Regions from separate parts of the Homo sapiens genome. Here regions 2, 3 and 4 are each linked to region 1. A link is a loop called in an ENCODE intact Hi-C map of the cell type or tissue named here. Cell type or tissue: endothelial cell of umbilical vein. All regions are shown on one strand. Each heading gives the region's core, and the rest is flanking DNA. Links, peaks and the distances in the headings are about the cores only. Region 1 has its middle 150 kb from the start of SH3BP4. Region 2 overlaps LOC101927896 (a long non-coding RNA gene). Region 3 overlaps LINC01173 (long intergenic non-protein coding RNA 1173). Region 4 overlaps SH3BP4 (SH3 domain binding protein 4).

What was found. Peaks named below come from ENCODE experiments on the same cell type or tissue, not always from the same donor. Only the 100,000 strongest peaks of a DNase experiment are listed, where the experiment ranks them.
Region 2: it touches region 1 in a loop (4-fold over the local background); 4 of 110 quality-filtered maps call a loop at or near these places.
Region 3: it touches region 1 in a loop (3-fold over the local background); 2 of 110 quality-filtered maps call a loop at or near these places.
Region 4: a loop joins it to region 1, with 7 times the contacts of the local background. A loop is called at or near these places in 25 of 110 quality-filtered maps.

What each region holds. Positions count from the first base shown.
Region 1 is chr2:235,102,828-235,110,372 of GRCh38, reverse strand. No RefSeq gene overlaps it. Among named protein-coding and RNA genes, the nearest start is that of SH3BP4, 150 kb to the right of the region's middle. In endothelial cell of umbilical vein, for the core only: a CTCF peak has its summit at 3,054 (motif pointing right); a DNase peak (open chromatin) is centred at 3,072.
Region 2 is chr2:234,819,391-234,826,935 of GRCh38, reverse strand. It overlaps LOC101927896 (a long non-coding RNA gene), which reads left to right. Exons shown (of 9, transcript XR_002959457.2): 5 at 1,823-2,003. Among named protein-coding and RNA genes, the nearest start is that of SH3BP4, 130 kb to the left of the region's middle. In endothelial cell of umbilical vein, for the core only: no CTCF peak of the experiment used is centred there; a DNase peak (open chromatin) is centred at 2,945; H3K27ac peaks cover 1,864 bases.
Region 3 is chr2:234,687,411-234,694,955 of GRCh38, reverse strand. All of the region lies in intron 1 of LINC01173 (long intergenic non-protein coding RNA 1173), which reads right to left. Among named protein-coding and RNA genes, the nearest start is that of LINC01173, 8.5 kb to the right of the region's middle. RefSeq lists enhancers at 1-618, 6,475-7,100 and a silencer at 2,437-2,731. In endothelial cell of umbilical vein, for the core only: no CTCF peak of the experiment used is centred there; a DNase peak (open chromatin) is centred at 3,835; H3K27ac peaks cover 1,276 bases.
Region 4 is chr2:235,002,754-235,010,298 of GRCh38, reverse strand. The region is part of intron 2 of SH3BP4 (SH3 domain binding protein 4); the gene reads right to left. Among named protein-coding and RNA genes, the nearest start is that of SH3BP4, 55 kb to the right of the region's middle. RefSeq lists enhancers at 1,757-2,393, 3,751-4,340, 4,341-4,928, 4,929-5,518, 6,807-7,545. In endothelial cell of umbilical vein, for the core only: CTCF peaks have their summits at 4,078 and 4,288; DNase peaks (open chromatin) are centred at 4,278 and 4,448; H3K27ac peaks cover 1,534 bases.

The DNA.
Region 1 (7,545 bases), core at 1,338-5,337:
TCATCCATGTTGTAGTGTGTGTCAGAATTTCCTTCCTTTTAAAACGGAGTATGATTCCCTTGTGTGTATACACCACAGTTCGTTTATCCATTCATCCAGTGATGAACACTTCAGTTGCAACCTCCGTTGTTTGGCTTTTGTGAATAATGCTGCTAGGAACATGAGTTTGCAGATACGTGTTCAAGACCTTGCATTTAATTCTTTTATGTTTTTGCCCGGAAGTAGAATTGTTGGATCCTATGGTGATTCTGCTTTTAATTTTTTGAGGAACGACCACACTAGTTAGCAACAAGTGATTTTGAAATAAAATTGTTTCATGAAGTGATGCTTCTCTACAAAGGCAGCCCCTAAGAGCCCTTTGGGGGCAGGAACCAAGTCCTCTCTTTTGTATTCTTGGAGTGGGAAGCACTACAGGCATCAGAATCAACTATGATTTCCGCATTACTGCTCAGAAAAGAGGAGCAAGCTTCCAGAAGCAGACCTGAGAATTCCTGAACTCAATAACGGCTCCTGTAACAAAGCTCATGTCCCCTTTTCACAGCTTCCCAGACAAGACCTCCTCTCCAGGACACCTCCCTGATTGAACCCCCCTATTTATTTATTTATTTATTTATTTATTTATTTATTTTTGTTTTGAAACAGAGTCTCACTCTTATTGCCCAGGCTGGAGTCAATGGTGCGATCTCTGCCCACTGCAACCTCTGCCTCTCGGGTTCAAGTGATTCTTCTGCCTCAGCCTCCCGAGTAACTGGGATTACAGGCATGTGCCACCACGCCCGGCTAATTTTTGTGTTTTCAGTAGAGATGGGGTTTCACCATGTTGGCCAGGCTGGTCTTGAACTCCTAACCTCCGGTGATTCACCTGCCTCAGCCTCCCAAAGTGCTGGGATTACAGGTGTGAGCCACCGCGCCTGGCCAGAACCCCCTTTATTTTGACATTGGTAGCTTTAAAGTGTCTTGCTGGCCTTCTTTAACCTCCTTGTCCCCAAGTCAGGCAATCCCTTTTAGAGACAGTGCCCCTAACGTAACATTTTAATAAGCCTAAATGCTTACCCCAATACTTTTTATAAACCAGAATGTCATATGTTAGAACCAACCTGAGCAAGTTTTACTTTGGAAGAAATCAATAACAGCAGGTTTCTCCTAGCATCTGTGGTGTCTAGGGCAAGGGTACAAAAGGAGACCCAGGTAGTGTGCATGTGTGTGCACGTGTGTGTGTGCATGTGTGTGTGCACGCATGTGTGTGCACGCGTGTGTGTATCGGGAGGTATAGGATACAGATATAGTAGAGAGATATTTAAAAGGTACAAATAAAACGAATGAATAAGTATGTTTCATCATTCTATCTTGAAAAGCATACCTTCATAAGAACAAAAATGGAGCGATATATGTAAAGCTGTTGTTTTAAATGACAGAAAGTTGGTAAAAATCCAAGACATCTGAATTTAATAATCATTGTGTATGCCTAAATATCCCGTGGATAGGCTACACTGTTTGAATAAGTAAGTAACAACATACATAATTGATAAGTTATATATTATCCATAAATTTTTGTCTTTTCTTAATTTTAGCAAAGAACACTAATTACGTTGTTAGAATCAATATTTTCATATAATTTGCATTCCATTGATAGTAATGACAAATTAAGCAAACTTTCTGAAATCATTAAGGTTCTCAGATCATTTTTTATTAGTTTTATTTTGAGGAAACTTTGACCCGCTAAAGCTATAGCTATTGGAATTGTCGATAAGTTTTAGGAAAGTACTGTGATGCAGAAACGTACCAGGAATTTACATAACTTATTCAAACATTGTAATAGGGCTGCACAAAAGAGATTGTCATTGTGGCATAAAATACAAAATGTTTTAATTTTATCATTTAAATTATTACCACTCGTATGATTTTTCCCATCCCTTAAAGCAATATCAAGATTCATAGATAAATAAAAAGAATCAGCTTTAGCATCACATATGTTGTATCTAGATCTATACATATAAAATGTAATAAGTGACACAAATTGTTTAATATTGAAAAATGTTGGTTGGGCGCAGTGGCTCACACCTGTAATCCCAGCACCTTGGGAGGCCGAGGTGGGAGGATCACCTGAGGTCGGGAGTTCAAGACCAGCCTGGTCAACATGGCAAGACCCAACATGGCAAAATTTAGTAGCAATTTTTCTTCTATAAATACAAAAATTAGCTGGGTGTGGTGGTGGGTGCCTGTAATCTCAGCTACTTGGGAGGCTCAGGCAGGAGAATCGCTTGAACCGGGGAAGTGGAGGTTGTAGTGCACCAAGATCATGCCACTGCACTCCAGCCTGAGCAAGGGAGCAAGATTTTGTCTCCAAAAAAAAAAAAAAAGAAAAAAGAAAAAGAAAAAACTTCCTGAGACACCAGGTGCAAGGGCTTCGAGTACTCTATTTATCTATGAATATTTCTGAAATCACTAACAGAAAATGGATTTTCAGCACTCCTGGGAAAGGATTTGGTTATGCAAGAATCGGTTGCATCCATGCTCTCTGCAAGGAAGAATTTGACAAGTCAATTAGTTTGTATCTTCTTTTTCAAAATGGTCGCAGTTCAGTGACCATCTCTGATAGCTGCAGTTGTGCAATCTACAAACCTCACAGCTTTTGGATAAAGTCACCTTTGGTCTCGAGACACAGACCTACAGAGAAGCATTTCCCTGGGGCCTACACAGTATTATTGACCAGAGCAGATATTTAGAGTTTAGGGTCACTTTTGCCAGAGACAAATTTCAGACCCTGAGCAATATATGTAAAGCTGTTGTTTTAAATGACAGAAAGTTGGTAAAATATCAAAGATGTCTGAATTTAGCCACTATTGTGTATGCCTGAATGTCCTGTAGACAGGCCATGCTGTTTGAATAAGTCATTTTGACCCTCTAATGCTTGGGGCCAAAGGAAGGGGCTCCTCTTGCCAATGTCAAAGGCAGAGTCAATGTGCAACTTTGCCTGAGAACTAGATGGATGGGAGCTCTTAGACTCCTTGTCCCAGGCACAGAAACTGACCAAAGAAGTGAGCTTTGGGAGTCAGCAGGTGGCGCCTGGTTTCCAATCAAAGGCTCTGACTCCAATCAAAGGCTCTGACTTTGCTCCTGACAGCCGTGGGTCCAGGGTCACTTTCCCATCCCAGTCCGGAAATGAAAAAGGGAGATGCAGCATTCTCAGGGGAGGGTGGGGCAAGGCAGAGGATCACTATCCAAATCATTAACTTGTTTAAATCCTGCTGGATTTCGCCATTAAGAGGCTGCCCACCACCCCCGTGAAATGTCCAGCAGCAGTTTGCAAGAGAGACACGCCACTTTCAGGCAGCCCCACAGATGGGGGTCGGGCTGGAGACGAGCAATGTGATCCCAGGGCCCAGTGCAGGCCATCTCCTGGAGTTCCTCAGAAGAGATGCTGATGGCAGAACTTTAAAAAAAACTCTTCATTTTAATTGGAAGACGGGGCTGCTTTTAGGGCGAGGGCTGGATTTGGTTCCATGGAAGACCAAAAGTGTGTCTATTTTGGGGCATATGATCCAAGGAAGCGCCAGGCAAATGGGGCCCTCACACCATGTGAAAGCTTCTGGGGGTCCAGTGAGGACCACCCGCCAACAGAAGCGCAAGACAAGAATGCGTTTTATAGGGCATGGGCTCACACACTCCACATTCTGTGCTTTACAAACAGGTGCCTTTTGGGTCCTTACAGAGCCCTATAAAAGACATCCTATTATTATCACACCATTATACACATGAGGTCAGCAAGGCATAAAGACTTGGAGAAATGGCCCAGGGGTGTCAGTTCCAAAGCTCATCCCCTTAACAGGTTAAGGGCTGAACACACGTGGGGCCAACCATGAAAAGAACAAGAGCAACAGCAGCAGCAAACCCACAGGGACAGGCAGGACGGCAGTTTGCGTGGGTACCAGGCTGGCTGGGGAGCGAGCCACGCTCACTCTCCCGCAGCTTCCCCTCCCCAAATCAGCTCCAGCCTGAAGAGCAACCACTGGAAACAACACTTGCCACAAACCCAGCTTCAAGCAGGTGACCCTCCCAACCCTTCCAACCAATCCCCACTCCTCCAGTCCTCACCCCTTCCCAGGAACGTCACAGAAACTCTGTCATCCCCACTGTCCAGCGAGGCAGGGCTGCAGCCGCTCCTGGAGTGACAGGCTAACCGTGGGACAACTCACAATCAAATGAACCCTCTTCCGCGTACCCAATGCAGATGTCAACACCGACACACACCTCCATGGATGACGACGTGCACCCACGCATCCCCACAGCGCACGTCCAGCAAGCTCAACAAATCATCACAAAGTCAAGGGCTTAACACAACACCTGTTTATTAGCTCATGGTTCTACAGGTCAGAAGTCCGACGACATCTGGGTGGAGTCACAAGGCCGAAAGCAAGGCGTCAGCTGGGCCGCACTGCTTTCTGCAGCTCTGAGGATGACTCATTGGTGGGCAAGTCTGGTTCCCCGCAGTTGTGGAGGGAGGTCTCATTTCCCTGTGGCCTCCACTGGGAGCCAGTCTTTGCTCCTCGAGGTGACCTGTATTCTTTCCACTTTCCACGTGGCTTCTCCTCCAGCCACAGCCACTCCGTCCCTCCCACACTCCAGATCCTACAACTCTCTCTGTGGCAACAGCTTTGGGCTGCAGCTGGACAAAGTTCTGTGCTCTTCAGAGTAAAGGAAATCAAAATATTTCTCCTCAAAATATTGAGAACTGTTAGTTCAAGACACTGAAAACGCAGGGAAACACTGCCTTGGCCTCCGCTTACCTGATGGCAGGACTTCAGTCCCTCCTTCCTGGAGACAGTGCTTGTCATCCACCCAGAGAAGGCAGCAGCAGACACCAGAAGAGTCTGGGAATGCATTTTACCATCTTCCTCTAGTTTCCCACCTTTTAAAAGATGAGAGCTGCTCTCACCTTCATCTTGTCACTGTATAGAATTTATGGCTCTTCATTAGAATACTGTTTACGCAAGGCCTCTAAGCCACTGCCTTCAGAGAGAAATACTTTTGAACTGAGACCTCTCTCATGTGATGGGTACAGCAGGTGTTAATAAACGTCTGCTTGTTTTTCTTTAGTTAATTTGACTTTTGTTTTCAGGAGAGTGTCTCAACTAAGAACCCAGAAAAAGGGAAAGGATAGAAAAGAAATTATGTTTTGTCTCCTACAAGGGCTCATGTGATTAGATTGGGCTCACCCGTATAAGCCAGGAAGATCTCTCTATTTTAAAATCACATATATTTTCTTTTGAGACGGAGTCTTGCTCTGTCTCCCAGGCTGGAGTGTAGTGCCGCAATCTCAGTTCACTGCAACCTCTGCCTTCCAGGTTCAAGCGATTCTCCTGCCTCAGCCTCCTGAGTAGCTGGGACTACAGGTGCCAGCCACTGTGCCTGGCTAATTTTTTTTGTATTTTAATAGAGACGGGGTTTCTTCATGTTGATCAGGCTGGTCTCAAACTCCTGACCCCAAATGACTCTCCCGCCTTGGCCTCCCAAAGTGTTGGGATTACAAGCAGGAGCCACTGGCGCCAGGCCACAAATCCATAATCTTAACCTCATTTGCACATTCCCTTTTGCCACAGAATGGTACCCATTCACAGGTCCTAGGTATAAGGGTGAGGGTGAGAACATCTTGTTGATGGGGGAGGGGTGTGAGTCTGCCTGCAAGTGGGCTGGGGGAAGATTTTATGGACCTCATTGTCTTTACATGATAAAAATACCACTTCCAAGTTGAACTCGGCCTGTAAGGTTTTCCCCAATTTTCAAGTCTTTTCTCCTAAACAGAGTCTATCAGTTGTAGTGGCCTCTGGGGAGGGAGGAAGGGTCCCTAGGCAAGAGTGGGGCAGGCAGACTGCTTGTCACTGTTTTCTCTTTTGTATCCTGATACTTACTCCATGAGCATGTTTTGCCTTTTACAAAAAATTTTGTTTTTTAAATGCCTTTTACTGCATGGCAATTATCCATTTCTCATATCAATGACCACCTACCCACCCACTCTGACTGCTATTTTGAGTTGGAAGCTGTTCACTTACACAAAAATTACAGCTTCTGGTGTGTGTGTGTGTTGTTTAATTGTTTCATAGACATTAGGATGCGGGTATGGTTTGGCTCTGTGTCCCCACCCAAATCTCATGTTGAATTGTGATCCTGAGTGTTGCAGGTGGGGCCTGGTGGGAGGTGATTGGATCATGGGGATGGTTTCTCATGTTGCAGCACCATCCCCCCAGTGCTGCCTCGCAATAGAGTTCTCACGAGGTCTGTCTGTTTGAAAGTGTGTAGCACCTTCCCCTTTGCTCTCTCTTCCTCTTGCTCCTGCCATGTAAGGCATGCTTCCTTCACCTTCGCCTTCCGCCATGATTGTAAGTTTCCTGAGGCCTCCCCAGAAGCAGAAGCCTGTACAGCCTGCAGAACGATGAGCCAATTAAAACTCTTTTATATAAATTACCCAGTGGCAAGTATGTCTTTATAGCAATGTGAGAACAGACTGATACAGACAGGGACTCAAACTTTGTTTTTAAATCATCTAGCAAATTTATTGAAAATGCAAATTCCCGGGCTTCATTAGGACCCCTGAGAATTCCGATGCAGGTGGTCTATGGAGCACCCCTTTAGAAATGTTGCTTGGAAGAAGATTTCACCCCGTATTTCCAACTAGCTGTGGGACTAGACAAAGTCTTAATGTCCTAATATCTCTGGAGGCCGGTTGACTTAGCAGAAATACTGGGGTTAAAATACCTGCTTGTACACGGGGAAAGGGACTCTAGCTGCAAAGTACAGGGCCTCAGAACCAGGAGCGCATGAGTACTTGGCTGTTACTCTCACATTTCATTTATACCAATGTGTGCTGTTTGGGAGGACTGGGCACCCAAGACATGAATCATTCATAGGATGTTAAAGAAAGAAAAAATTAGCAAGAGACTAAAAAGTCCAGTGGTACAAATAGCAGACAGTGGTTCGTGGAAGACAAATGTCTTTGGAAAAGCATTTTAAGAAAGAAGGAGAGGGAGAAAGAAAAGCAAGTGCATTTGATTCCGATAATCCAAGTAAAGAAATCGAAGGAGCTACAGATTTGCTCTGGGCAGGAGCACATTTGTCCCTGGGGTTGGCAGGTCAGTGGTGTGCCCTCCCCAGCTGCTGCCCGCACTCAGAACCCAGCCGCAGCCCGGGAAGCCACGTGCACAGGCTGCTTCCTTGGAAATGAGTTTTCCTGGTGTATAATCTTCCTTTTCCATCCGTAACTGTTGGCATCATCCACATCCCCTTCCCTTAAATAGAAACACTTATGAGCAAAGCCCAAACTTCAGCGTATATTGGCTTAAACGTTATCCTCCGTCGCCAAGGGCCAAAGCAGCAGCTGAAACTGGGGCCCATATTGTGTGGCTGTTTAAAGTCACTGGAAGTGCCTTGATGAGATCTTTGCCTCCCTGTGTGCCAGTCCAGTGTAAAACAAAGTTGAAAAAAATAGAAAACAGTTCCAAGAGAGAGCACTGGCTTGAGGCAATTCTCTGGTACAATAACATCCTATTG
Region 2 (7,545 bases), core at 1,268-5,267, 280 kb after region 1:
ATTCACCCATTTAAAGTATGCACTTCAGTGGTTTTTAGGATAATCACGGAGTTGTGCAACTATCACCACAATATCAGAACATTTTCATCACTCCAAGAGAAGCCATACTCCTTAGTTATCACCTCCAGCTGTCCTATTCCCCTCAGCCCTAGGCATCCACTAGCATAATTCCTTTTTAAATATTTGCATTGTTGATTATTTGGCTTGTTTGCAATATTTCACAATTACAAGCAGTGGTCCATAGGATAGTCGTAGAGGAAGCATATATTTCCCCTATGACCACTGCTGCTTTCAGGTGGGTCCCATCAATGGAAGTGCCTTGCGCCTCGATGAGCCCCATGCCGGGATGGGGGTGGAGAGGAGGACCAGGGGCAGAATGTGGTTGCCAGGGTAGTGAGTCCTGGAGTAATGTGAGAAGTGTTTCCAGAGTGGGAGGAGGTGGAAAGGGTTGAGGGAGCAAGATAGGAAAGGACAAAAAAAAAAAAAAAGAAAAAAGAAATCCACAATGAAAGGATTGAGTGGAAATTCTTCAGTGTTCTGGTGAGTGGTCAAAGGATATTTTTAAAAAGGAAAGATGCCCAATGACCAGTGCAGAGTTGGTCATGTTGCTGTGTTGCGGATCCCTCTTCACGTTGCCTCCTTTCACCCATGCCAGTCTTCTGTGGTGGCTGCGGCACTCATGAATGCTTGGAAAAGTGTGTGTGTGTGTGTGTGTGTGTGTGAGAGAGAGAGAGCACAGGCGTGTGTGTGTGAGCACAGGTGTGTGTGTGTGAGCACAGGTGTGTGAGCTTGGAAAGGTGTCTGAGCATAGGTGCGTGTGCACAGGTGTGTAGGTGTATGTGTCAACGAAGACACTGAGTTTCCTTTCATAGTGGACATGATGGCAGTGAAGTCAATGTGTGCAGAAGCAAGAGCCTGAGGACTGAGGTGACCAGGAGAAGCTGCGTCTCCTTAAAATGCACAAAGTCCTGGCAAGGCTGTGGTGGAACTGAAGAGCTCAATGAATGCTAATCAGATCTCCTCAAGCAGCAGCAATGCCTTGGCTGCTGTCTGGATTACATATCTTTGTGACAATATTGCTTCCAACACTAAAGATGCTGTTTCCAAAGGCATTTTCCCAGGACTGAGATTACTGATCCAACACGAAGTAAGACTTTTGTGACTTGTGAAATGTGAATGGTGTTCCCAAAGGATCGCATCAATGTCCAGGACCACCAGCAATGTATGTGTGCACCAGTTCTGGCACATCTGCTCCAGACACGTGACAATTCAGGAGTTAAAAATCTCTTTGCGTTGCTGTTTTCAGTCATGTTTCAGTGATTGACACCCCGATAGCCTTCATTTCTAAGGTAGGGGATATTTTCTCTGAGAAATTGTCACCTTCATACAAAGTCTCAAGAGAGTAAGTTACCAGAATTAAGATGACATATTTGGATCTTAGATTCACAGTGATTTGTGAGTTTTTCACTTATACTTCTCAGACACAATTCAGCCCAGATCATGTGGAAAGACATGTTTGGAAAGAGGAAAACAGCTGGGATAAAATCTTTATTTTGACAGGCAAAATAAAATGGTGCTAATGTCCAAACACGTCTGGACTGTTAATGCTTCTAAAAATGGTCTCCACTTTAGGAAATGATATACATTTTTACACTAAAGGAAATAAATATTTTCTCATAGTCAAACTTAATGTCATTAACTAGACAAGTGAAGAGGGTCATAGATCTTTCTGTAGTTTATACTATAGCTTTGCTTAATAAGACTTAGAGATAGCAACTTGAACTTAATCACATATTATAGTTTTTTTTTTTTTTTTTTGCAGGAAATTTCTTTTAGAATGTAATAAATGCTTAAAGAAGAATTATACTGTGAGTAGAACAGCATGCAGCCTGGCACTTAGCAAGTGATCGAGAAATAATTCATGAGTGAATGAATGAACAGATGACAGATGTAACCAAAAATCAAAACTAAAATCACTTCTGAAGTCGAGGATGCACTTCTCAGTAAGTAACTTTGGTTATGATATCTCTGGTCCTTAAGGAAGAATTCTGGCTGGGCACAGTGGCTCATGCCTGTAATCCCAGCACTTTGGGAAGCCAAGGAGAGTGGACCACTTGAGACCAGGTGTTTGAGACCAGCCTGGCCAACATGGTGAAACCCCATCTCTACTAAAAATACAAAAATTAGCCAGGTGTGGTGGTGGGTGCCTCTAATCCCAGTTGCTTGGGAGGCTGAGGCAGGAGAATCGCTTGAATCCAGGAGGTAGAGGTTGCAGTGAGCCGAGATCATGCCACTGCACTCCAGCCCAGGTGACAGAGACCTGTTTCAAAATAATAATAATAATAATAATAATAATAATAATAATTTCTGAGAGTATATTGTCTCTTCTCCTTAGTTACAACACTGTGCTCTTTCTGGAGCTTAGTTTGATGGTCTTAATTTAAATTATGCCAATAACAAGCATTTTTGAGGAAGTGAGTTGATAACACAAATGCTTCTATGTGTGCAACGAGATCGCATTCTTAAAAAAACACATAACTTATTCTGTATCTGGGAGCAGATTCCATGTTATGAGGCTGTTTTTCAGGCCAGTGCTCCTGCTGTGTGGGCCCATTTAGCACAATTCCTCTGTGGGATTGCAGATGTGTCATAATTTCTAGGCACAAACTAATGTCAATCTGCTTGCACTTAAGTCCTCTGTTGTTAAACTAAATCATTTCCTCCTTTTCAGGCATTTTTCTCATCTGGATTTAACATAGATCTGTTCTCACACAAACATCTGTGGAATGAGCCTGGACATTGCTACGGAGGGCTGGTTAGAGGAGGAGGAAAGAAAGAATAATGGCTAATCATTAAGTTGCAGTGTGGGTGTTTGGTTGGGAAGAACCAGCTGGCGGAGGAATGGATACTACCTCTGACTCAGAGACATGGGCAGTGACCCCTATTGTCTGGCCAAGAAGGAGTCACATGTCTTTGGTGACTTCTTTGTTTACACTCAGAGTTTAACTATGAGGCAGAAATGGTTTCTTTGCCAAAGTCTACATTTGATGAAACATGGCTAATTTTAATTTTAGAGCTGAGCTTGGACCTTTCTTCTAGTCATTGCTCCAAAGTGGTGCTTACGGGAAAGGAGAGTATTCTTCATGATCAGCTCTGTCTTACATTCAAGTGCAGTCAGGCACGGAGGGACTAGAGCATCGGCCCTAGGCCACAGCTGGAAAGTCCTCTGCGTTGCTCAACAGGGGTCACAAAGCAAACTGAGATCATACGTGGGCAAAGGAAAAAAGAGAAGGCAAAACATTCAAAATCTCAAACATTTGAAACCAGATTTCAGTTGAAATATATAAGTTAATCAGTATCAAGCAAAAATGTCAGTCCCCAGAAAGCCAGTCTCTCCTTCACATTTATGTAAATACAGTTTGGGTTCTGATATCATTGGCTGCTGAATTTAATATTGAGACAAAGTGTAGTAGAGTAAAAGGCCTCCCAAAGCCACTTATTCCACTCATTCAGTCAAAAGAAATTTACTAAATGCTTTCCTTGTGAGCAACGCACTAAGCCAAGTTATGGCACTTCACTCTGTCAGCTTTCAAACGCACCATCCTAACACCATCACCATAAACAACATCATCACCAGAACCATCATCATCACCATCATTATCACCACTGTCATAATAACCAATACCATTCCCATTACCCAACACCCCCATCACCATCACCATTCCCATCCCAGCACCTTCATTATCACCATCCCCATCCCCATCTTATCACCATCATCGTCACCATCATCATCTCCAACACCATCCCCATCACTGACACTATCATAATCACCATAATCATCCCCATTCCAACACTATCATCACCATCATCAATACCATCACCAACACTGCCCTCATCTCAACACTATCACTATCCTAACCCCACCACTATTCCAACTCAATCACTATCACCACCACCAACACCATCCCCATTCCAACACTATCATCACCATCACTACCATCACCAACACTGCCCTCATCTCAACACTATCACTATCCTAACCCCACCACTATTCCAACTCAATCACTATCACCACCACCAACACCATCCCCATTCCGACACTATCATCACCATCACTACCATCACCAACACTGTCCTCATCTCAACACTATCACTATCCTAACCCCACCACTATTCCAACTCGATCACTATCACCACCACCAACACCATCCCCATTCCAACACCATCTTCATCACCAACACTATCATCACCATCACTATCATCAACACCATCGTCATTACCGTCACCATCACCATCACAATCATATCAACACCATCTCTGTCCAACACTACCATCATCACCAACGCCATTCTCCTTTGGAACTCTAGGCTTTCTTCGTACATTAGCTCATTGATTTTGGCCCTATGTGGTAGATATTATGGTCCTCATTTGTTTTTGATAGAAATGGAGCCTCAGAACAGTGACATTACTTGCCTGAGCCACATGCTAATAAATGGCAAAACTATATCCATTTTCTACTTCCTCAGATTCTCAGTTTTCTGTGGGATGTATCAGGAGACCACACCACATTAATCATGAAGATAAAAATGACCTTCATAGTAATGTATTATGTTCATATCAGTGCTGAAATGTTTTGAAGCACCTTTAAATTTATTACATCATTTAAGCTTATAGTAATCCCTGTAGAATGACAAGAATGTGTTATTATGGTCAAATTTAAAGCATATTTTGTTAAATATCTCATTTCCAAAATGAACTTGCAGTAAATTAAGTATCTGGTAACACATTTCCAAAATTAATCATTGTCGTCTGATGACACAGAAGTTATTCCAGGGCTATTGGTCAATTCTGGGTCAGTTTCCTCATGGAAACTGCATCTGAAAAGCTAAACTGGAAGGTACCTGTATTCAAAATGGCTAAAGGACTGATTAGGATTAGGATTGATTCCTAAATTAGCAATGACATTTTTTCCCACAAAGGATTATGCTTGGGGTTCCTGAATAACTGATTCCATCAATCATTGATTAACCTCCTCCTACGTGCCTGGTGTTGGGCTGAACTCTGCGGATACAAGAGGAGTAAGACACAGGTCCCGGCCTTGAGAGCTTACCATCCTGTGTGAGAGGCAGACACACAAGGAGAAATGTTCAATGCAGTGACCTGGCTGTGATAGTCGCATCCCAAGTGCTCTACGGGGACAGAGGAGAGGCCCTGAGCTCGCCCATGGGTCTGCCAGCATAAAGGCAAGAGAGGTGTCCAGCCTCAGGCACCTCCTCAGCCCAGTCTAGGAGCATAAATGAGAATTAGCCCAGTAAAAGGCTGGATGACAGAAAGGATCTGGGCAGAATGGACAGCACAAAACAACACTGTGGGTGGGGAAATAGCTGAGGGTGTGTAGGGAGCTGCGCTGGAGTCAAAAGCAACTTGTGTCAGTTTGCCTCAGACTTTCTTAGTTTTAGCACTGAAAGTCTCACATCCTGGCCATCTCCTTAGTCCCAGGCCAACTGGGATAGATGGTTAACCAAGGTAGCAAGCAATAAAGTTAAAAAAGATAGCCAGTGGCTGCATTATGGAGGGTTCTGTGTGTCAAGTGAAAGTTGTTTGGTTTTGTGTTATGGGTGATGGGGATCCACCGAAGGGTTTCAGAGACACTGCATGGTCAGGGAGGGACAGGAGAGATGTGACTTCCTGGAGGGGACAGGCAGCCTCATAATAAGTATGGAGGAGAGGGAGCAAGTGAGAGCATTGGAAGGGTTAAATCAATGGCTACTGTATGAGAGAAGCCTGACTTGGGGAAGTGAATTGGGTTGGAAAGGACAGGTGTGCAGAGAGTTGATTAAACTATGATAGTTTGGTTTGGAATATACTGTGTTGAAGGCATCTGCGTGTCCTTCGTATGCATAAGAGCACACAGATTGAGCATCAACAACCTTCCCAGGGTGCCGCTTTCCATTACTCTTTTAGGTCTCATTTGCCAGGAACTGAAAAGATGTGGAATTCCAGCTGAACTGCGTTTCTGGAGAACTCACAGTGAGCCAGGCATGAGGTTTAGATGCAGGGGATACAATGCTGAAAAGGCCAAGTTTTAAATAGGGTAGAAAACTTCCCAGATTGGAAAAAATAATTACTAGCATTGAAATCTAATTTTTAAAGCAATGTTTTCTCCAGCTCACAGCTCGTGGAATCCATTTCCTTTTGTGAAGCTCAGATGCGTAGCATGGGCAGGAATTGTACCATTGGGCATAGAGTTGAGCTCTGGGAGGCATGTGGAGGGATGTGCTTTGGCATGGCTGGAGAAGGCTTGTGGCTGGTTCTCGAGAGAACTCAGCTTGTTCTCTGTAGCTCCTTCCTGCTCATGTGGGTGTCCCCAACCCACATCAGTCCTAGTACCTCGTTCTTTCCACCACAGCACACTTCATACTTTCGAAACGTCTATTTATTTGTATATTTAAATAATTAAATTATCTGGCTGCCCTACCAGACTACATACTCAAGAAGGGCACGAAGCATCTATTTTACTCACCATTGTAGCTGGCATACAGTAAGCATTTCTTGAAACAACGGATCTCAAGCTTGGTTGCACATTGGAATCAGCTTGAACATTTAAAAAATTCTGATGCCTGAGTGCTTGCCCTGAAAGTTTTTGATTCAGTTGATCTGGGGTGTGGTTCGGACATTGTTTTGTTGTTGTTGTTGTTGTTTTGTTTTGTTTTTGTTTTTTGAGATGGAGTCTCACTCTGTCGTCCAGGCTGGAGTGCAATGGTGCGATCATGGCTCACCGCACCCTCTACCTCCTGGGTTCAAGTGATTCTCTTGCCTTGGCCTCCTGAGTAGCTTGGATTACAGGCATGCACCACCACACCCAGCTAATTTTTGTATTCTTAGTAGAGACTGGGTTTCACCATGTTGGCCAGGCTGGTCTTGAACTCCTGATCTCAGGTGATCCACCCGCCTCGGCCTTCCAAAGTGCTGGGATTACAGGTGTGAGCCACCACGCCCAGCCCAGACACTGGTTTTCTGTGTTTGTCTTTCTTTAAGTTCCCCAGGTAATTCCACTGTGCAACACATTTTAGGATTGTTCAAACTCATATTCTGGCCTACCAGATTTATAGAATCAGGGTCTTTGTAGGTAGGGCCTAGGGAATTTGCACTTTTACAAATTTCCCAGGAAATTGTTATGCAACCTTGAATTTGAAGCCCATGGGTGCAGAGAGCTGTCATCAGTGTGGCCGTGGAAGAGACCTCTGTAGGCAGCATGTGGGAAGGGAGGAGGGTGAACGTCAGGGAGGCTCTGGGGTTGGTGCAGGTTCTTTTACTCCCACTGTACAATTACCATCATGCTCACGACTCAGCTGCTGCCCCCGGATGGTCTTTTTAAGTTGGTCTTTGGTGAAATCCTGGCCTCAGTATTGTTTTAAAACTTTCTGTAATTCTGATGTGCAGCCAGGGTCAAGAATTGCTGGTAGAAGGAGCCAATCAGAAGAGGTGTAGACAGTTGGGGGCCAGGGTGAGGAGGTGGGTTGTAGGTGGAGTTGGCAGCTAAAA
Region 3 (7,545 bases), core at 1,718-5,717, 420 kb after region 1:
GAGAAAGTAAACTCATAATTGCTTGGGGCCCAGATTTGGAGAAGGGTAAGTGATTGCAAAAGGATATAAGACAAAAGCCTACTGTTTTTCTTCTTGGGTGAACCTGAACCTGAAATTAAGGTTGATGTGTTTTGGAGAGCTTTGTGATAAGGTCGGCAGGTGACCACCAGAGACTTCCTGGAAAGGTCAGCTGGGGCAGATCCCAGGCACAGGAAGCCAAGATGGAAACTGCCCTTTCTAGCTGTTGCCTCTACTCTGCCCTCCTCCCAGATGATCTGTGGTTGTTTTCATTTTTCTGAGCTTCTGACTCATATTGTGAATGGCCCACTTGACCTCTGCATTGGATGTCTCATAGGCATTCAGTGTTTCCAAATCTCAAGCTGATTTCTTGACCTCTCACCTGCAGCCTACGCATTAACATTACTTTAGGCTTTTCCATCTCTGGGAAACTACCACCTTCTGCTCAGTGGCTCAAGTCAGAACATGGAATCTCCTTGACTTTTCCCTCCTCTACTGCTCCCAACCCCCAACCCATCAGCAAGATCTGTCTGCTGTAACTTTGAAGGAGGTCTTAAATTGCCCTCTTGCCTCCTGGTTCACCAGGACTGCTCTGTGCAAACTGCTGCATATCTCCTTCACATTGTCAATGAAAAGAGTCAAACTCTGTAAAATATTTGAAGAGATTTATTCTGAGCCAAATATGAGTGACCATGGTCTCTGACACAGCCCTCAGGAGGTCCTGAGAACATGTGCCCAAGGTGGTCAGGGCACAGCTTGGTTTTATACATTTTAGGGAGGCATGAGACATCAATCAAATACATTAAAGAAATACGTTGGTTTGATCCAGAAAGGCAGAACAACTCAAAGCAGGGGCTTCCAGACTATAGGTGAATTTAAACATTTTCTGGTTGACAATTGGTTGAGTTTATCTAAAGACCTGGGATCACAGAAAGGAAATGTTCGGGTTAAGATAAAAGATTGTGAAGACCAAGGTTCTTTTGAAGTCTTATGGTGGCTGCCCTTTAGAGATAACAGATGACAAATGTTTCCTATTCAGATCTTTAGAAGGTGCTAGACTTTTAGTTAATCTCTTTAGGATTGGGAGGGTCTTGAAGAAAAAGAACTAGCTAGGTTAATAGAGATTCTTTATAGATGCAAATTTTCCCCCACAAAGGACAGCTTTGCAGGGCCATTTCAAGATATGGCAAAGAAACATGTTTTGGGGTAAAATATTTTGATTTTCTTCCTTGTCTCATAATGTTATGCCAGAGTCAGGTTGGAAAGTAAGTCATCCTATATAGGGTTAAATTAAACCCATCTGATGAGAATTTATGATTTGTAGAACATGACTCCCCAGACCCTTGAGATAGAAATTCGGACAAGATAAAAAAAAATCAGATGATAGTCCTCAGGATCACCACAATGTCTTTCAGACTCACTCCTCTGAGATCCACCTTCCATACAGCAGCCAGAGGGACGTTATTCAACCAACCAGATCTTATCACTCCAGACAGTGGCTTCCCCTTGCACTTCCTGATTAAAATCCTGAATGTGGCCGGGTGCAATGGCTCATGCCTGTAATCCCAGCGCTTTTATGAGGCCAAGGTGTGTGGATCATAAGGTCAGGAGTTCAAGACCAGCCTGGCCAAGATGGTGAAACCCCATCTCTACTAAAAATACAAAAATTGGGCCGGGCATGGTGGCTTATGTCTGTAATCCTAGCACTTTGGGAGGCCGAGGTGGGCAGATCACAAGTTCAGGAGATCGAGACCATCCTGGTTAACACGGTGAAACCCCATCTGTACTAAAAATACAAAAAATTAGCCGGGTGTGGTGGCACATGCCTGCAGTCCCAGCTATTCGGGAGGCTGAGGCAGGAGAATCACTTGAACCTGGGAGGTGGAGGTTGCAGTGAGTCAAGATCTCACCACTGCACTCCACCCTGGGTGACAGAGTGAGACTCCGTCTCAAATAAATAAATAAATAAATAAATAAAAATAAAATCCTGAATGTGCCTTGCCAGGCCCTGCAGATGTCCCATCCCCCTGGAGTTATCTTATGCCACTCTCTTCTCTTTTGTTTTCTTGAAAATGCCTACCTCTTCATTTGCCAAAAGGCCTTTGTTCCTAGTCCTGCACTTGGAATGCTTCCAATCTCTGCTGCAGCCCTGGCCCCAGCATAGCCCTGCTTTCCAACTCCATTGACCCCCCAGGACCCAGTGTGGATGCCAGGTCCTCAGCAATGCCTTCTCTCCTCTCTCCAACCCCCAGTATTAGTCAGGGCTCCCTGCTTCCTTGGACATCACCCTAAGCACCCTTCTTACCTAGTTCTCTCTTCTGCCTGTAATTATATTAGGTTGACACAAAAGTAATTGCATTAAAAGTAATGGAGAAACTACAATTACTTTTGCATCAACCTAATACATTTACTTACAGGTTTATTTGTTAATGCTTGTCACCCCATGAAACTGTGGGTCCATGGGGGCAGGAGCCTATTGGTTTTGTTACCTACCACTCCATCCCTCACTGAGGAGCTAGGTAAATATTTGTTAAGTGAATGAATCGATTCATTCACACTGCTGATATCACATCAGCCCTTTTGTTAGAAGCCTTTAAAAACCTCCAGTCTCCTATAAGGCTCTATCTTCCTTATTCCAAATTGCTTCATACTTTGCTTTATTTTTTTTGGAGACCGAGTCTTGCTCTGTCACCCAGGCTGGAGTGCAGTGGTATGATCTAGGCTGATTGCAACCTCTGCCTCCTGGGTTCAAGCGAACCTCCTGCCTCAACCTCCCAAGTACCTGGGACTACTGGTGTGTGCCACCATTCCTGGCTAATTTTTGTGTTTTTAGTAGAGACAGGGCTTTGCCATGTGGGCCAGGCTGGTCTCAAACTTCTGGCCTCAAGTGATCCTCCCACGTGGGTCTCCCAACATGCTGGGATTACAGGCGTGAGCCGCTGTGCCTGGCCCATACTTGCTTTCAGTTTATTTTTTGTATCGTATACTTTCACTCCACACCCTATTGCCAGTTTCACCTCAGTGTAGCCACATTTCTCTTGGCCTCTGGAGCTCTATTTTCCATACTAAAACCTTTATCATCCTTTAAAGTTCAGCTCCAACTTCACTTTTTTGGTGCGGTCTTTCCTTCTAGAAGTCTGTAACATTTGCTTGTAACACTCGAGCTCATGTTTCTTTCTGCCTCATAGTAAATCAGGTGCTTTAATACCTCCCTTTACCACTAAATTGAAAGAATAAAAATCTCTTAGTTGTTATGATATTCGTCTAAGTTTGTAGCTCATAGGAGTTGCCAGGGAAAGATATGTTTGTCAAATTAATAAAAGCTTTCTTTAGTTAAAATACCATCCTCTGCAGTTACAAGGTTCCATCTCCTGGATCTTTTAAAGCATTTGTATTTGTCAGTATAAAGCATTCACAAAAGGATTCACTTTAAACCTTGCTGTGGACTGATCCCGCTGGGGATTTTCTATTAATCATTTAGTATTGGGTATCTGGTGACGACGGTCGTAGGGAAAAGCAATGGGAGCAGAGAAGCAAAATCCCGCCCCAGGCACATGATGGTCTTTGCACAGCCTGGTCTTTGAGTTATCGTCTTTGTAAATGGATATGGTGGCACAATTTCAGTGCCAAGAAGATAGACTGTTTTCATTTATTTTACATTATACGTTAGGACCTAAATATAAATATTCCAGCTATTCATCTCAGCATGATTTGGTTGTGGAAACATAATCGGAATTGTCTAAGAGACGCAGGCGGTGTCTATTTTGGTCCTGGCACAGGAAACTCAGCCTTTGTCCATTTTTACAGTTTGATTTATGGGAGGTTAAAAATTCATAATGCAGCAGCTAACCTCCAGCAAATATTGTTTTTTGCATGAGCCAATTCAAACGCTCCCTCATCTCAGGTTTCCTGTTCAAACGGTCTAGAAATGTGGAGTTTAGCTGCTACACACCAGCTTAAACTACTGAAAATCAGCCAGCCTTTGCCCTGTGGGGATCGGGAGGGGCTCAGCCCAGAAGACAAAGAGAGGGGCTAGGGAGCCATCCATCCACCTCTCAGGCACACTTTCTGTGTCAGCTGCCTGATGCTTGTTATTTTACTTAATCTTCCAGTAATCTCATGACATAGACCCCATTAGCTTTACTTCTCAGAAGCAGGAACTGAGACAGGTTAAGCAACCTGCCTGAGCTTGCAGCACTGGTGAATGGCCAAATGGCTTGGCCTGACTGTCAGGCTGTATGTGGGGCTTCCTGCTGCAGACAGCAAGCTGCAGCATGGTGGGATGTCTGCAGCTTACTGCTGGCTGTCCTGCTGCCTAGAGGCAGCGATGCAGAGAATTCATATAGTGGAAGTTGCGGGGGGGGGTTCATTTTCTTCTGGGCAACAACACAGAGCTGCCCTGTGCTTTGTGAAGTGTGGACACATAAGAGCATCCTATAGTCAAAGCGTGAGCTACACATCTAACTGTGCCAGGGGACAGGTAAACCCCCCTTTCCCTGCAGACACTGCTATGGATGCCTCACTCTCCCTTCTACCTCCCCAGGCTCTCAAAGGCCCTATGGACGGCTCTGGCCCACAGAAGCTTCTGATTGTTTGAAAGGAGCATCAGGGCCTAAAGGCTGCTCCGTGGGTGCTACTGCAGGGTGCGGCTGTTCCAGGACTCAGGGCTTGTCAGGATCCCGCGTGTGTGAGTGCAGGCCCCAGAGACTCCACACTAATTGCACCTGCTCAAAACTCTCTCCTAACTAACTGGACCACAGAGGCCGTGAGATAAAGAGACCCTGCCCTGGGCCAAGAGAAACACTGATGTAAACAGACAGGGAGACCAGGATGGAGGAAGCACGAAGGTGGCAGAAGGACACCCATGAGGTCTGCTTGGCAGTGCTGGGCTAAGTCAGGAGATGCAAGTGTTGCGCTGGCAATGCCATGGCCTGGGGATTTGAGGAAGCCTCTCCAGGCTCCTTATCAGGACGTAGATTTCATGGCTGACCTAGAGCTACCTGAGCAGGCCGGATTCATACTCCATCACTTTCCATTAAAATATCCCAAAAACAGGCCGGGCATGGTGGCTCATGCCTGTATTCCCAGCACTTTAAGAGGCTGAGGTGGGAGGATCACCTGAGGTCAGGAATTCGAGACCAGCCTGGCCAATATGGTGAAACCCATCTCTTCCGAAAAATACAAAAATTAGCTGGGGATGGTGGTGGCCACCTGTAATCCCACCTGTAATACTTGGGAGGCTGAGGCAGGAGAATCGCTTGAACACAGGAGGCAGAGGCTGTAGTGAGCAGGAGCTGAAATCATGCCATTGCACTCCAGCCTGGGCGACAAGAGTGAAACTCCGTCTCAAAAAAAAAAAAAAAAAAAAAATCCGGAAAATAAAAACATCTAACAGCTTGGAAAATTAGGACCTAGAGTTTCTAGGCCAATGTTGGACCTAGAGTTTAGGATGACTATTTGTATATTTTAGCAGAGCTTGGGTTTAATTGAGGAACACAGGGAATTCCCCCAAGTCCGCTGCATGAGATCAGCATAGCAGGTCCCAGAGAAGGTAGGAAAAGACTTTGACCCCCTGGGTGATCTTTGTTTGAGTCCACATTAATCAGAAAACAGAGCGGACACCCTCTCACTGCACAAGGTCACTGCACAAGGACTATCTCTGAAGCTATCAGCGGTGTTCCTACTTTCATCTACCTTTATTCCTCCTCTATATCTTTGAGCTCTAGTTCTCGACATGGTGGTGGGTGGGGGAAGGTCACTTGGCCACCTGCACGTGGACAGGGTAGTTCAAGGGAGGTTGTAATTCATGAAAACTTCTCTGGGTAGAACAAACATTTAATCCACAGGGGGAAGAACACTCACCATATACTAGGCAAGACCAACACACTACATGGGATTTTTTTAAAGGAAAAAGATAAAAATTCACATATATTTAGACAAAAGAGAAAAGAGGGCAGATTATTTAAAAACAAACAAAAATTAATCTGACATCAGACATTTCTGCAAAAGCCAGGGGATGATGTCCCCAAATTCACACACTTCTAAGAGGTAAAAATTGAGTCAAAGTTAGGTACAAAGACTATCATACCCAGCCACACTTTTACAACACAGGGTCATCCTTGGTTACATTGGGGATTAGAAAATGACCATTCACATTCTCTTTTATAATTAGTTAAGAGATATTCTAGCCAACATAAAAGCAATCAATATAAAGAATTAATTACCAAAAAAAGAGCACCTTACTTAGTCACCCCTTTAGTTAATAAACATTTATTGAATGGTTGCAAGGTGCCAAGGCATTGTGCTAGTAAGCAAAATTTTGAACAAAACCAGAAAGGTCCATGCCCTTGTGAAGCCCACAGTCCAAGGGACAAGAGGGAAATAAACAGGCAAACACCTACCAGGAGACAGGTAACATAGTGGCATGGTGCATGGTGGGATGGTGACAGGGTGAGATGGTGGTGTGGTAACTTGATAACATAGTTCAGTATGACAGGGTGCATCATGACACAGTGGTACAGTAAGTAACATCTCACCATATCATGGTGAGATGGTGGCATGGTGATGTGGCATGGTGATATGGTGATGTGACATGATGGCATTGTGGCAAGATGTGATATGGTGGCATGGTGATATGGTGTCATGGTGATGTTGTGACATGGTGACATGGTGGTATCGTGGCATGGTGGCATAATGATGTGGTGATATGGTGGCATGATGGTGTGTGACGTGATATGGCATGATGATGTGGTGGCATGGTAACATGGTGGCATGATGATGTGGTGGCATGGTGGTGTGGTGAGGTGGTGACATGGGGACATTGCAGCATGGTGGCATGATGTCATGGTGGTATGGTGGCATGGTGGTGAGTTGATGTGTGGCATAGTGACATGGTGGAATGATGGCACGATGGTGTGGTAGCATGGTGACATGATGGCATGGGTGGCATGGTGGCGTGGTGACATGGTGGTGTGGTAATGGGGTAGCATGGTGGTATAGGGGCATAGTGGCATGGTGGCTTTAGGGCATGGTGGCTTGGTAACATGGTAGGTACGGTGATTCTAAAGAACCAAGCCCAGTTCAGGGTGGCCTGAACACAGGGTAGGTGAGAACTGAAATGGATCGAACACAGAGACCACACAGCACCACAGCCCATGAGGCCTAGGCAGAGGCTGTGTGGTCTTGATCACTAAGGCTCTGCCACTTCTTAGCTCAGCATCTGGCTCATAGTATAGGTCCTCAATAAATATTTATTGGATGAATAAATGAGTTACATTAAAATGGCCTAAAAAGAGAAAAAAAATCTCAAATAATTTTTACTTTATTAAAAATAGCAATGATAATATACGTCGATCTAGGTCTATAATGTGAAAGTAAATTAACAAAGACTAGGAAATAATCAAGTGCATAGGAAGAGATAAAGTGTAATAAATTTTAAGTCTTATGTAAAAAGGAGTCAAAATAATTGCTTTATTCTGGACTTAGATAATTAGAGAACACATTTAAATAGATATTTTAAAAATTAAA
Region 4 (7,545 bases), core at 2,261-6,260, 100 kb after region 1:
ACTCAGACAGGCAACTGGAGATGAAGTGGGGTGGGCCCAGGGACAGAGCAAAGGGGGCTCACAGAAACACCCATCATTTCTGGTGCATGAAGGTATACTGGCTCAAGGTTTATGGAGAAAACCTGGGGTGGGAGCCATAGGGGCCGTGTGCACCATGGGGAGGGGTCTCTAATCTGCAAGTCAGGCTGCCAAGGAGGGGATGATACACCCTCAGTAGTTTGGGGGATCCCGGGGATGGGACGAAGGGTAGACAAGCAGGAGGTAACCCTGAAAAAAGACCCTCCAGGAAGCTCCAGCACTCACCAGAAGGAGGTGACTGAGCATCTATACCACGGCAGGGAAGGTTTGAGGAGAGGAGAGACTAACACACTTTCCCAGGAGCAAGAGGAAGGTCCTGGGGGTGACATGGAGGTGGCGAGCGGAAACCACAAAGACGCTCTTAGCTGGGATCTCCAAAATAGGCTGAATGTGGGCAGCATGGAGAAAAAGGAAGGTAGAGGGTTTTCTCCTGGACATGCCAACATAGGGTACCCACGTGAGGAGCAAACACATGGCTCTGGCAGTGAGAGGTAAATCTTGATTAGATCTGGAATAGACATTTGGGGAGAGATCCATAGAGAGATCCAGATCAAGGATATGGGAAGGAGGCAAGAGTCAAGGGCAAGACCCCAGAGAACAGTTACCACCAAAGGCAGGCCGGCTAGCAAAGAGCAGACACAGATGCAGAAAGAGGCCAAGGAGAGAGAGAAGAGACACAACAGAGAAGCCAAGAAATAATGGAGGCCAACGGAAGGAGCTGAATCCCCAAAGCACTCTTAGACACAATGACCTAGGAGCTCCGTCCTCCAGGGTCCCAGGCACACCACACCACGGCCCCTCTCCCAAACTCTCCTTTAAGATCCTCTTATCTCTGGCTCATTCAGTGACACTTTGGTCCTTTCAACCATCCCACCATACTGGAGCGAGCCTCTGAGTTTTGTTCCTTGGAAGTGGAGGGGACAACTGCCTTTGCAGAGTGGAGGCCCACGGCAGACAGACACACACTGCAGGCCGGATGGCACCTGCAGAGCTCAGAGGGGAGCTGGGCAGCAGGAGGGCCCAGAGAGCACTCTGGGAAGCCTGGTTATCCCAAGTAATAGTCCTTCAGGTGCTAGGAGGCAAGTATATTCTACCCGGAACCATCTCTATTTCAACAAACTCACCAATGGGTCAGTGATGAACATTAAGCTCTCAGCTATGGGGAAACATTCTTATGCAAATCAGCTGATTTCTAGACAATCCCAGAGAACACAAGCTGTCCGTCCACCTGTCCCTTGGGCAAATGTCAGCCCAGCCCCTGTAAGCCAGCTGGAACCCCGGTGTTGTGCTGGTGTGGTAGAGCTTACAGGACAGTCAGACAAAAACAGGCAGGCAGCAGCCAGCTGCTCCCATTGCTTTCTTTTTTAAAGCAAAGCATAAATGAGCAAAGTGTGTGAATCACCCCGTTTTTCAGTAGGGCCTCTGCTACAAGCCCATACCAGGTGGAGATAAAATAGAACAAAACCTACCCAACAGGTTTCCTAGCGGGAGAATGAGTTCACCAGAGGCCGGTGGCCTTTTGATAATTCACAGCTTGTTTGCCTTGGAGTTTTTACAGCGAGTAGGGAGAGGTGCTTGGAAAGGGCACCAAGAGTGATCCAGAGCCAGAGGACACTGCCAGAACCAAGGGGAGCTTGGAGAAGCTTCTTTCTTGTCTCCAACTAGAAAGTACCTAAGGAGCATTATTCTACACAAAGGGTACCAAAAAGAGAATGAGGAGAAAATAACCACCTACAAGGAGAAGCGGTACAAGAGGTAGCACCTCAAGCGTTCTCCGCCTCCTGCTTTATTTCGCCATGGTTCCTGAGTAGGCCTCGGCTGGTTCTTCCTGGCGTTTTCTCTCTGGCCCTCCTGGGCCCTGCAGGGAGGCTGCAGCCCAGAGCTCATGCCAGGCGACCACAGAGCCCCAGCTGCATCAAAGGGCCTCCCTCCCACCAAGGGGCTGTCCCAACCCAGGGCTTCAGGCTGGCTGAGCTGGGAGGTCAGGGTGGCAAACAGGCCTCCTTCCTTTCAGCTTATACACATCCTGCGGTGGCCCCTCAAGCTGTGCCACACCTCTCCGGGCACCAGATCCCACCTAATGGCTCACGACACTGTTCCCACCCAGTCTGGAGAGGAAGGCCACACAGAGGGCCAAGTCCCAGGGCAGCTTTCCTGACAGCTCTGAAACCTCCAAGCCACCCAGCTGCGACTCTCCCTTTCCCACAGGGGTGCAGCTCACGCGGCATCCTCCACCCCCAACGGCTGGTCCTTCTTGGCCTCCTTCAGAGGGTCTCCTCCCCTGACTGCCCTTGACGTCCAACCTCTCCGGTGCCCATCCCTGCTCTGCTGGTCTCCTCGCTGGCGCATTCTCCTCGGGTGCCTGAGTCCACCCTGGGCATGGCTAGGGGCATCTCTGCTGATGGCCAAACCGTGTCTCTACCCTGCCTCCTCAGCACTACCCATAACTGCCCCCACGGGCTCAGGATGGCCGCAGCCCGGGCTCAGGATGGCCGCAGCCTCTCAAGCACTGCACGCCTGGTCTCTTCTTCCCCACTTAGCAACTGGCAGCGCCCAGAAATCCCTCATCCTAAATTCCTCCTTCCTCCAAAACCAGTCAATCAATTCTCTAGGTGAAACAGCAAACTCTCTGGAAAACCATTTCTCCACCTTATCACTGCTGACATTTGGGGCCGGATCCATCTTTGTGTGGGCTGTCCTGGGCACTGCACGATCTGCAGCAGCGTCCTCAGGCTCTACCCACTCCATGCCGGTTGGAACCTCCTCCCTCCTCCCTGCGTGGTGACAATCACAAATCTCCAGACATTGCCAAGTGTCCCTGGGGGGCTGGGAGAGGCAAGGTCGCCCCAGGTGAGAAGCTCTGTGGTAAAGGATCAGAGAGTCAGTATCTGGGGCTTTTCAGGCCATTTGGTCTCCACTGCAACCTGGAGGAAGCAGGGAGGAGCTGCTCTGGACCCCACCTGCCATCTCTCCATCTCTGACATCTCTGACCAGCTCCCCTCTGTGCCTCCTGCTCCTGCCTTCCTGCAGGGACTCACCTGTCTCACCTGGACTCTCCCACTCAACTGCCTCCACTCCCTCCCCTCCCTCCCCTCTACTTGATTTCACAGGTGTGGGCTCACCCGACCCTAGGAAATGGAATTCATTTCCATTCTGACCGGGGGAAGATGACATCCTTTACCCGTGGCCAGGCCCTGTGCTAAATGTTCCGTCAGCTCGTTTAAGTCTCTGAAGCAGATCCGATGAGTAGAGGAAATGGAATGGATTTGGGGAATGAACTTGTCTAAGGACACACAGATGCGGCGTGGCACCCCCAATCTTCTTCACTAAACACCAGGTGCATCAGCCATGTTGCTGCTGTCACGGAGGTCCTGCCCTAGTCCCCCTCCCTTTATCTCCCCTAACCCAGCCCCTCTTTGAATCCCCAGGCAAAACCCAGATGGAGGGTCAGAGCTGGAGGGTCTTGGCAGCCGTGCAGTAGTACAGACGGACGCTTCCATTTGGGAACAGGCCTCACATGCTTGGCCTTGCCAGTCTCATCGGAGAGCCCAAGGGGTGCTGGCCCAGCAGAAATCTAGGCTGGGTGGCCCCTGGCAAAGCAGAGCGAGGGGGGCCCCTGAGTCCACAGACTCCTGAGAGCACAGGCCCCTGAGAGCACAGGCCCTTGGGAGCACAGGCCCTCTGCTTCTGAGAGTCCTGTGGTCCCGCCTGCAGCCAGCCCAGCACCATCGGGACCTTCATCCGCTGGCTTCTTTCCGGGAGTGCTTTTATATCACAGCTAAAAATCCATTAGGAATAAAAGGCACTATGCTTCGTTTCCTAAAAAATGCTACCCCACAGATTTTTGATGGATCCACTCTTGACCAAACCCATGATGCGTATGATACCCCCTGGGGCAGCAAGTGGCCGCTCTGAGATTTTCTGAACACACTCACGCTCAGCCCAAAGGAAAAGGGCAGGAAAGAAAAAATCCTCGCGGAACAAAGCCCGCAAAGACAAAGGAGACCAAGGCTGACTCCCATCTCCCACCTGCTGGCCTTTTCCCGTCCTGCTCGCTAGGTCGTAAAAGCCGTGGCCGGCGTGTGCTCTGGGTACAAAGCAGGCCCCATTCTCAGGTCACTCCACTCCAGCCAGCCCAGCACCATGCCAGGACAGGCGGCTCCTGCCCAGGATTAGTGGCTGGGGCCAGACAGCTGCAGGGGCTGGGCCGGCTTCCTACTCCCCCAGGGATCAAAACCTCCCTCTGGCGCCTCCCACAGCCAGGAACACAGGCGGGCACGCAAGAGCGGGATTCCAATTGCAGGAGCTAAGAGTGCTTGGCTGTGTGTAGACCCAACCAAGCCAGCCTGCCTGGGACCCTGGGACGGCCAGGGCTGGCTTGTTTACAATGGGCCACCCCTCCCAAAGCCAGCATGCTCTGGCTCTCCTCTCGTTCTGCCCCCACTGCATTTTGTAAGATGTGTGTGAAACCTGCAAAGCCTGGATCCCTGGGAGGGTTCAGCAAACATGTGCTTCCTTTGAAGCTCTGAAAGGCAGAAGCACAAGAGAGGTCAGCCTGTAGCCTGGACACGAGGAAGCCAAGATCAACAACTAAGCAGGGTGGCGGAGGCGGGGGTTCAGCAGCTCTGAGGGGCTCAAGGTGTCAGGGGAAGATTTGTTAAAATGCAGGTTCTGGGCCTGCCTTGGAGATCTTCACTCAGTAGGGCTGAGACATCACTCAAGGCCCCAACAGGAAAGGGACAATTTACAACAGTGAAGGGACCCCTGGGGGAAGTGACGCCAGGGAAGTGGGGAAGGGGGAAGCCTCCACTGGAACCTGGGGGAGACAGGGACCCCCAGTCAGGGGAGCCGGAGTGAGCCCCAGGCGAGGGGCTCCCCTGACACCTCCCTCTCCACCGCAAGCCAGAAGTCAGGGGAGCCCCCTGGGGTACAGCCAATTCAGACCACTCCCTGGGCCAACAGCACAGCAGGGCTGGGAGGGACAGACAGACAGACAGACAGACATGGCCAGCACAGGGCATGCCCAGGAAGCTGCCTTTCCACAGCAAGCCTCCTGTGTGACACCTGGGCAAACACCTGGCCTAGGTCTGTTGTTGACTATCCTGCTCTCCACAAGCAGTGCTTCCTCGCAGTCCTGTGTTAACACCCAGGGGGATCTGCAGGCGGATGGCACCTAACACAGGCCTTTATGTGACAGCGACCCTTGCTGGTCCATGCCAACAGTGAGTTCAACAACATACCAAGCCCTACCTCCTGGGAGATTCATAAAATCCTGGGGATAGGCATGGGGTGGAGGAGAAGGAATCAAAAGCCAGGGATCTCTCCAAGAACTTGGAAATGAGAGAAGACAGCTCTTAGAACAGAATTAGACCATCAAATACATGAATCCTAGTAGCACCAGTCACAACAGCCAGAAGGTGGCAACGACCCAAATGTCCATCAACGAATGAAAGTGTAAACAAAATGTAACATAGCCATACAATGGAATATTATGCAGCCATAAAAAGGAATGGGATTTTGACACATGCTGCCACGTGGATGAACCCTGGAAACAGTCTGCAGTGAAAACAAGACAGTCACCAAAGGCCACCTATTGTATGGTTCCATTTATAAGTCATGTCCAGGATACACAAATCCATAGGAATCCATAGAAACCGAAAGCAGAGCAGTGGTTGTCAGGGGCGGGAAGGAGGGGCAGCGACTGCTAATGGGTGCCCTTTAGGGTTGAAAAAATGTTCTGGAGATGTGATAAGAGGTGGTGGTTGCACAACTTTGTGAATATTCTATACAGCACAGAATTGTGACATTTCAAAATGGTAAATTATATGTTATGTGAACTTCATTTCAATAAAACTTTTTAAAAAAAATAATGAAACCCTGTAAAGAAGCAAAGCCACTCTAAAGAGGTCCAGTGCCACCGAGGCGACTACAGGCAATGACACCTTAAGAAGGTGCCCATGAGGAACCCATCTGAGGCTAAAATATTATGCACATGCACAGAGAACAGTCTGGAAAGATACATTTATTAAAAATAACTGTGACACTGAGAGCATATTTTTGTTATGAGAAATAACTACTAAAGCATAGAAAAAGAAAACCTATGTTTAGTTAGGAGTTAGGAGGGTACCTAGTCAGTCAGGCACAGGAAAAACGCCACCAACAGGGGAAGCCGTGGCAAACTTCACCGAGTGACAGCCAGGAGCCGGGAGCAGTTGGGGTGCTAACGGGGAGCCCCAAAGCCTGCAGTCCCACTGGAGCAATGTACCCCACAGAGGGCAGGTACCTAGGGCCATCTTGGGTGGGTTTTAGGACTCTCAAAACCCAACTCAAACCAGCTAAGAAAAAACAGGAACAGACTGTGGCCCCTAAAATCACACCGAGGTGAGGACAGGGGTGGGGCCATCCCTGGAGCCAACTGGATACAGACACTGCAAGCCCCCCAGCCTCCAGCCTCTGTCACCATCACTGTGAGTTCAGCTTCTGTATGCCAGAGCCACATCTCCCTGCATAGGAGCGTGACTGGGAAGGTGTCACACGCCCATAACTGCAACTTCTCACTCCCGTTTTACAGATGAGCAAACTAAGGCCCAACAGAGGTCAGTGAGCAGAGCCATGCAACTGTTCCTCACCAAGATTTGACCCCCTCCACCCCTCAGACCAGAGAGTTTAGTTCCAGAGTCCAGGCTACACACAGGTGCTGGCAAAATGGGAATCTGCTTCTCAGCAGATAAAACAGTAAACAGACACTCTATCCTTCGAATGACCCTCATTCTGCTCTCATGCCCCGACCTGTACAGTGAGGATGCATTATCTGCACCTCCAAAGTATCCCCTTTTTTCCTGTCAAATGAATACATTGGTACCCTGGCCTCAGTGGCCTGCGTTTGTAGGATCTAAGTCCACCCCAGAATCTGGTGTTTGAGAGCTAGGCCCTGGCCAGGGGAGAGTTCTCCTCGGTCACGCTGGTTCCAGCCCTTGGGTACTGCTTCCTGGGTCCCTGCCACAGAGGACCAAAAGGACAGGGCCACGCTGGCCCTGCTGCCAGCCATGCCCCATCCACCGAAGCCCTGGGCTTATTCGATCAGAAGCCTATTCACGTGTGATAGCTTGAAGATTTTCTAAAGAAACGTAGCATCCAAGTTGGGCAAACTATTTCATAGCAACTAAGAGGCAGACCTGCCTCCTGGCACACATCTATGCCTGGGCAGATGGCAGCCAGGTTCAAGTTACTTCAAGTTCTTTTGAAATCAGGAGATCAAAGGCAGAACGGAATCAGCATTCCTGTTGGAGGTTCATCCGGGCCCTCCCTGGAATCTGCTGCTGTCAGGCAACTCCTCCCTCTGCTGACAATTCTAGAATCTTGTGTGGCCTTCCGTTATCTGAACCCAGCCCATCTGCTCTGGGGACCCTATGTCACGGCACTGGGATCAGAAGATTCTACTGGGGTCCATCCCTGCCAAATGCCTGA